Linked DNA regions of Homo sapiens: region 2 is linked to region 1. The links are chromatin contacts, found by Hi-C or POLR2A ChIA-PET in ENCODE. All regions are on one chromosome and are shown on one strand. Each heading gives the region's core, a stretch centred on a gene start or an enhancer-like site at or near the end of the contact. The rest is flanking DNA. Distances are from core to core; before and after follow the strand shown.

Region 1 (3,849 bases), core at 933-3,432:
TGTGGTCACTAGAATGGGCCCTATTCCAACAGGACTGGAGTCCTAAGAAGAGGAGATGAGGACACAGACACACACAGAGGGACGACCACGTGAGGACACAGGGAGAAGACAGCGTCTGCAAGCCAAGGAGAGAGGGCTCAGGAGGCACCAGCCCTGTTAAGACGTTCTTCTCAAAATTCTAGCCTCAAAAATTATAAAACAATAAATCAGTGTTGTTTAATCCACACCGTCTATGCTACTTTGTTATGGCAGCACTAACTAACTAACCTACAACACACACATCTTCAGAGATCACACCTGATTCAGTAACCTGGAACTATCATTAAGCCTGAGAATTAACAATAAACTAGCAGACTGCATCCCAAACCTGCTAGGAAAAGGTAGCCCTTTTAAAAAGCCCCAAATGAAGTATTTCGAAGCACTTGCTTGTGGGAGCTTGCCTGAGGTGCTTCTCCTTACAAAGGTGTTGATTAATGGAAGAAAACGCAGCAATGAGAGATTGAGGAAGGTGGGGGTAGGGATGAAAGAAGGAACAGAAGATACTGAGGTGCGTCTGTGCATTCAACATCTCAGCACAAGTTACAAATACAGTTTGGAGAGATACGCACTGATAATGAAAGAACGTTTTCACCTAAAGATGGGACGGGTGGGGTATGAGGCAAGATTTGGAACTAAGGGCTTTGGGATTTTTGTTTGTTTGTTTTTCAGAGAGTTTTGCTCTTGTTGCCCAGGCTGGAGTGCAACGGTGCAATCTCGGCTCACTGCAACCTCCGCCTCCTGGGTGCAAGCGATTCTCCTGCCTCAGCCTCCCAAGTAGTTGGGATTATAGGCGCCCACCACCACGCCCAGCTAATTTTTGTATTTTTAGTAGAGATGGGGCTTCACCATGTTGGCCAGGCCGGTCTCGAACTCCTGACCTCAGGCGATCCACCCGCCTCGGCCTCCAGAAATGCTGGGATTACAGGCATGAGCCACCGTGCCCGGTCTGTTTGTTTCTGAAACAGGTTCTTATTCTGTCTGCCAGGCTGGAGTGCAGTGGTGCAGGTAAGGCTCATGCAGCCTCAACTTCCCGGGCTCGAGCAATCCTCTCACCTCAGCCTCCCAAGTAGCTAGGACTACAGGTGCATGCCACCATGCCTGGCTAATTTTTATTTACTGTTATTTGTAGAGACAGGGTCTCACTGTGTTGCCCAGGCTGGTTTTGAACTCCAGGGCTCCAGCAATCCTCCCGCCTCATCCTCCCGAAGTGCTGGGATTACAAACGTGAGCCACTGTACCTGACCTGGGCTTTGTTTTTGGAGAGGACTCGGAAGACACCAGCATGCCCGTGTTCCCATGAGCACATGAGCCTTCACCAGTAGAAGACACCCAATAGAATCAGGAGCATAAAGGTCTTCAACCATGACCAGGACCCGTGCCAGTTTTGTCTCATCTGATCATGATGCTATCACAGATGCTCCCCTGCAAGCTCATTCAAATGAGCTGCACCCCGCTGGTATACAAAGAAAACAAAATGAGGCCCAGGAAACCTTCCCTGAGGACAGGGAAGGATGCTCAAGGTCGACCGGATGGTCTTGTCTGCTAGCACAGGCCATTCCACCAAAACAATGTAGAATGAAGGCAAGGACGTGGGAGACAGCTTGCAATGACACAGAGATTAATGCTAAGAAAAATCATAGGCTGGGCACGGCGGCTCAATGCCTGTCATTCCAGCACTTTGGGAAGCCAAGGCAGGAGGATCACTTGAGGCCAGGTGTTGGAAAGCAGCATGAGCAGCACAGCAAGATCCCGTCTCTACAATAAAAGAATCAGCCAGGCATGGTGGCATCCCAGCAATTCGGGAGGCTGAGGTGGGAAGATCATTTGAGCCCAGGAATTGGAGGCTGCAGTGAGCTATGATCACAACATCACTGTACTCCAACCTGGGTGACAGAGCAAGACCTCATTTCTAAAAGGAAAAAAAAAAAAAAATAGACACATGCTACTGTGAATTTTAAATGAACATTTATTTGACTAATCACAATGTTTTTATGTATTAGCAAAAATATGGGCCTCTTATAAAAAAGGCTCTTACCTAACGCACTTTTAAATTTGCAGATTCTGCAATGATGCTGGAGGTGGGGGACTAATGACCCACACATACAGGTTGCAGGAATGCCTTCTGCTCTCCACCTTGCTGCTGGATTCCTGCCCCTCAGCAGCTGGGTGGCTGAAGGGAGCTCAGGAAGCTCAGGGTTAGACATTTCTTCTGTTTTTTTTCCTTCAGTTACTGAAGGCTGTGCACCTGTGTCCCACCTCTCCATTCACTTCTTATAGCTCAGCAAGTTCAAAATGTGTGGTCTTGAGGCATAAAGGGAAGCAGGGACACTATATGAGGAAGGAGAAGTATTTTGTTGGAGTGGTGTTTTTTTTGTTTTTTTTTTTGTTTTTTTTTTTTTTGAGACAGTCTTGCTCTGTCACCCAGGCTTGGAGTGCAATGGCACGATCTTGGCTCACTGCAACCTCCGCCTCCCGAGTTCAAGTGATTCTCCCGCCTCAGCCTCCCGAGTAGCTGGGATTACAGGCGCATGCCACCATGACCGGCTACTTTTGGTATGTAGTGGCTGTTTTCCAGAGCAATCTGCTGGAGTTCTAAAAGACCCAGCACATACCCACATTCCTTCCATCTTATCACTGACATCTCGACTCATTTTCTCCCAGCTAAATGCCCTGTTTTTCTGCTTTGCACCGTTATTGGTTGGGCAAGAGTGTTCCTCTCAGTAATATTTCGTGATTAAGCACATGGCATCTCAAATGCATGACAGTCAAACTGTACTTTTGTGGATGAGCTTAGAAGACAACCATGATTTCATGATTTCACTGTTCTGGTGGGGAAATATTTTCCAAGGTCCAAATACTATCGTACTAGTGAACTTTTACAATAAACTTCTGTGTCAGCTGGTGACTTTCTAAATTTCTTCAGGGCGCAAGGTGGAAGGAAAATTTAGCTACGACTGACCAGCCAAGGTGTGATACTGAACATTTGGGGGTAACACTGAGCTCTTGAAAATACCATTAATAGTCAAAGCAATAGCAAGACCACTGTCTACAACTGTTAATTTGGTTGAAGAGAATATACATGGCTCTACTTCCCTATGGCTCAAATATGTAAGAAAAAGATGGACGCATGCTTACACACACACATACAAACACACTCTCTCTCTCTCTATCAATTAGCTTGCAACACATTTTTGGATATATCCTGTATCCTCCCCCATCTACCTCACTCTGGGATAATAATCTGCACAGATCCTCTTAAGAATAATGCATCACCTTGTCACAATGTAGCAGCAGGTCACCTTTCAGGAGCATCAGAGATAATTAACCATGGTGGGAGATTAGAAGGATTTGGGTAGGTTAGAAGCAAGGAATGAAAGAACTTTGAGGATTACACAGGCATGTAGAATACGCAAGCCCTGACAATACAAACATCTCAGGTTCGGTCACTTGGCTTGCAGGGGAAGTTGCAATTTCAACCATGGGTAGGATGATCTGTAGAGGAAGAGAGTTAGGGCTTTGTATCAAATGAGAAGAGGAGGGAAGGGACGAGGAGAGGAGGGGAAGGAAGAAGAGGTGGGGAGAGGAGGAGAGAAAGCAGGGGAGAAAAAGTTACTGCACGAGTGGGGAAAACTACTGAGATGTGTAAGGTTGTATGAAAATACATCTGTTCCACAAGTGTCTCAGTAAAATCAACATCAACAAACCACAAGGCTTAATAAAGTCACCTTATCAGTATATATGAAATGGAGACATCATTTTTACCTATACACTAATGCGGGATCACCCTTCAGCATCTTTAAGAAGTAACAG
Region 2 (3,849 bases), core at 994-3,493, 38 kb after region 1:
TGTTGCCCAGGCTGGTCTCAAACTTCTGGGCTCAAGCAATCTTCCCACTCGACCTCCCAAAGTTTGAGTCACAGCGCACATGACCCCCTTTTGCTTTTAATCTTCTCTTAGGTTCTCCGAATGATCTGTCATTTCTGGGACCACATGTCTTTACTTCCATTAAGCTCTCCCACAGTTTCACTGATAGCTAGATGCCAGATTCATGGTGGTTTTCCTAAGAATGACACATCAGAAAGAGTGCCTCAGGTTTCTTCGGTGTAAATGATGCTGGGGGACAGCACTATCCTGGAGTGCCACCACCCCGCTGTCTTCTGTAGCTCTCTCCTACCCAGTGCCTGCCTTTTCATTTCCTTCTATTTCTTTACAAAGAAAACCCTACTGGTGAAAGCTTGCATCCTCCCAAAATTCCCGTGTTGAATCCTCATCCCCAAGGTGATGATGTTAGCAGGTGGGGCCTTTGGGAGGTGTTGAGGTCATGAGGGTGGAGCCTCATGAATGGGATCAATGTCCTTATTAAAGGGACCCTAGAGAGCTCCCTCACCCTTTCCACCATGTGAGGACACAGTGAGAAGGCGCCGTCTATGAACCAGGAAGCCCTCACCAGACACCGAATGTGCCACGCCTTGATCTGTGACTCCCAGCCTCCAGAACTGGGAGCAATAAATGTCTGTTTAAGCCCCCCAGTCTATGATACAGACACTCCTCAACTTACAATGATGACATTACACCCCATAAACCCTTTGTAAGTTGAAAATATGGTAAGTCAAAAATGCATCGAATACACCTAACTTACGAACATCACAGCTTAGCCCAGCCTGCCCTAAACGTGCTCGCAACATTTACATTAGCCTACAACTGGGCAAAATCACCTAACGTGAAGCCTAGTTTACAATCAAGTATTGAATGCCTCATGTAATTTACTGAATACTGCACTGCAAGTTAAAAACAGAACAGTTGCATGGGTACTCGAAGCGCGGGTTCCACGGACTGTGTCTTTCTCACCATCGTAAAATCAAAAAATCTTCAATCGAACTATCCTAACTCAAACTACCATAACTCAAACCATCATAAATGGAATCATCATAAATTAGGGATCTTCTTTATAAGACAGACTTTTTTTTGTTTGGCTGGACGCGGTGGCTCACAACTGTAATCCCAGCTCTTCGGGAGGCCGAGGGAGGCGGATCACTTGAGGTCAGGAGTTTGAGACCAGCCTGGCCAACAAGGCAAAACTCTGTCCCTACTAAAAAAACAAAAAATAGCCAAGCATGGTGGCATGTGCCTGTAATCCCACCTACTTGAGAGGCTGAGGCACGAGAATCACTTGAACCCGGGAGGTGGAGGTTGGGGTGAGCCAAGATTGCATCACTGCACTCCAGCCTGGGCGACAGAGCAAGACTGTCTCAAAAACAAACAAACAGAACAAACAAACAGACAAACAAACAAAAAGCTACCTACTCACCAGGCACAGTGGCTCATGCCTGTAATCCCAACACTTTGGGAGGCCGAGGCAGGAGGATTATTTGAGGCCAGAAGTCTGAGACCAGCTTGGATAATACGGCAAACCATCCCCACACCCCCATGTCTACTAAAAATACAAAAAATTAACCAAGTATGGTGGTATGTGCCTGTAGTCTCAGCTACTCGGGAAGGCGCGGCACGAGGACTGCTTGAGCCCAGGAGGTGAAGGCTGCAGTCAGCTATGATTACGCCACTGCACTCCAGCCTGGGTGACAAAGCAACACCCAGTTTCTAAAAAAAATAGAAAGAAGTCACTTGCTCTATCTTCACCATCCTGCTATTAAATTGGAGACCTGCTTCCTGCACACTCTGTTACTCCTTTATCTCCTGGGTCACTAATCTGAGAACAATCCTACTTCTTACTTTCCTTATCACCAGGCAATGTTTGTTTTCATTAATCACAATGTCCTTTTTTTTTTCTTTTTTTTTTAAGATGCGGTCTCACTCTGTCACCCAGGCTGGAGTAGAGTGGTGTGATTATGGCTCACTGCAGTTCCAACTTCCAGGCTCAGGCGATCGTCCTGCGTCAGCCTCCTGAGTAGCTGGGACCACAGGTGCTCGTCGCCATGCCCGGCTACACTTTTTTGTTTTTGTTTTTGTAGAGACAGGTTCTTACTGTGTCGCCTAGGCTGGCGTTGACCTCCCAGGCTCAAGCAGTCCTCCCGCCTCGGCCGCGCAAAATGCTGGGATGACAGGCATGGGCAACCGCACACAGCCATGAATCACCATGTTTTCTTTACACAGTCTGGGAACCCCAGCTGAGAGTCACACAGAACATGCTTTCTGGAACAAGGGCATCCCAAGGGAACAATTGACAAAATCGCCTTTTGGAGCACACACAGGTCTACCCAGGGGCACTCTCTGTTCTGCTCACTCAACAAGAACACCAGGCAGCCAGCTAGGGAACAGAGGATTCCTTTCCCACACAATGCGGCCATTCTTTCCTGAGCAGGTGGGTGGGCCAGCCGCTTAGTTTCATCTGAACATTTGCCAACATCCAAAGAATTAGAGTGTTTTCAGCAGCCTTAAGCGTTGTCATGAAATCAGCCAAAAACCTGTGATGCGTATGGCTGGGTGTACAACTACGGATCTTGTAGTGACTATCGTATATGCTGGCATACCACAGAGCCACAGACGCAGGAAGAAATGCAAAGCATCCTACTGAAAAAACTCACCAACTACATAGAAAGAAGCAATTTTTCTCTTTTTCTCTTTTTTATTTTTAGAGAGATGGGGTTTTGCTGTGTTGCCCAGGCTGGTCTCGAACTCCTGGGCCTTGAAAGGTGAGAGTGATCCTCCCACCTCGGCCTCCCAAAATGGTGCAATTACAGGCATGAGCCACCGTGTCCAGAAAAAGAAGTAGGTTTTCACTTTTTGTTGTTGTTGTTGTTGTTTTGTTTTTGTCTTTGTGGTTTTTTCTACATGTGTTTTGTTTTTTGTTTTTGTGTGTGTGTGTATTTTTTGAGACAGGGTCTCACTGCCGCTCAGGCTGGAGTGCAGTGGCATACACAGTGGTGTGATCTCGGCTCACTGCAACCTCCGCCTTCCGGGTTGAAGCGATTTTCGTGTCTCAGCCTCCCGAGTAGCTGGGATTACAGATGCCCGCCACCACACACCCGGCTAATTTTTGTAGTTTTGGTAGAGACAGAGTTTCACCATGTTGGCCAGGCTGGTCTCAAACTCCTGACTTCAAGTGATCCGCCCACCTCAGCTTCCCAAAGTGCTGGGATTACAGATGTGAGCCACCCCACCCAACCAGGTTTTCACTTTTAGAGAGGTGGAGAATCTATCCCAGACCACACACTCGCCCACCATCCCACAACTTCCAAAATTCTTTTTTTTTTTTTTTTGAGATGGAGTCTCGCTCTGTCACAGATGTGTGCCACCACGCCCAGCTAATTTTTATTTTATTTTTTTTTTTGAGACAGAGTGTCACTCTGTCGCCCAGGCTGGAGTACAGCGGCACCATCTCGGTTCACTGCAATCTCTGCCTCCCAGGTTCAAGCAATTCTCCTGCCTCAGCTTCCCAAGCAGCTGGGACTACAGGCGTGCACCACTACGCCCGGCTAATTTTTTGCATTTTAGGAGAGACGGGGTTTCACCATGTTGCCCAGGCTGGTCTCAAACTCCTAAGCTCAGGCAATCCACCCACCTCAGCCTCCCAAAGTGCTGGGATTACAGGCGGGAGCCACCGTGCCCGGCATTTTTTAAAGTTTTTCTTTTTCTTTTCTTTTTTTGAGGTGGAGTCTCACTCTGTCACCCAGGCTGGAGTGCAGTGGCACAATCTCAGCTCACTGCAACCACCGCCTGCCGGGTTCAAGTGATTCT

What was found. Hi-C counts contacts between places; a loop is a spot of excess contacts on that map. ChIA-PET counts read pairs that join two places held with the same protein, here RNA polymerase II (POLR2A). Pooled maps may share reads with other maps.
Region 2: a loop to region 1 is called in a map of heart right ventricle, with 3 times the contacts of the local background. The contact joins the enhancer-like site here to the promoter of PRKX-AS1 in region 1. A Hi-C loop is called at or near these places in 5 of 168 maps with a recorded cell type or tissue (CD4-positive, alpha-beta T cell, Caco-2, heart right ventricle and 2 more), 1 of 37 single-sample maps with no recorded cell type and 7 of 50 pooled maps. POLR2A ChIA-PET finds 5 or more read pairs at or near these places in 6 of 52 experiments (CD4-positive, alpha-beta T cell, OCI-LY7, T-cell and 2 more).

The regions. Positions count from the first base shown.
Region 1 is chrX:3,657,305-3,661,153 of GRCh38, forward strand. PRKX-AS1 (PRKX antisense RNA 1) reads left to right here and starts at 2,183. Exons shown (of 3, transcript NR_046643.1): 1 at 2,183-2,234. All of the region lies in intron 2 of PRKX (protein kinase cAMP-dependent X-linked catalytic subunit), which reads right to left.
Region 2 is chrX:3,695,613-3,699,461 of GRCh38, forward strand. The region is part of intron 1 of PRKX (protein kinase cAMP-dependent X-linked catalytic subunit); the gene reads right to left. Among named protein-coding and RNA genes, the nearest start is that of PRKX, 16 kb to the right of the region's middle. RefSeq lists a silencer at 1-290. Within about 2 kb of position 2,244, at least 12 of the 41 ENCODE cell types and tissues checked have a DNase peak (open chromatin) inside an H3K27ac peak, as active enhancers do; they include heart right ventricle, where a contact is called at or near this core.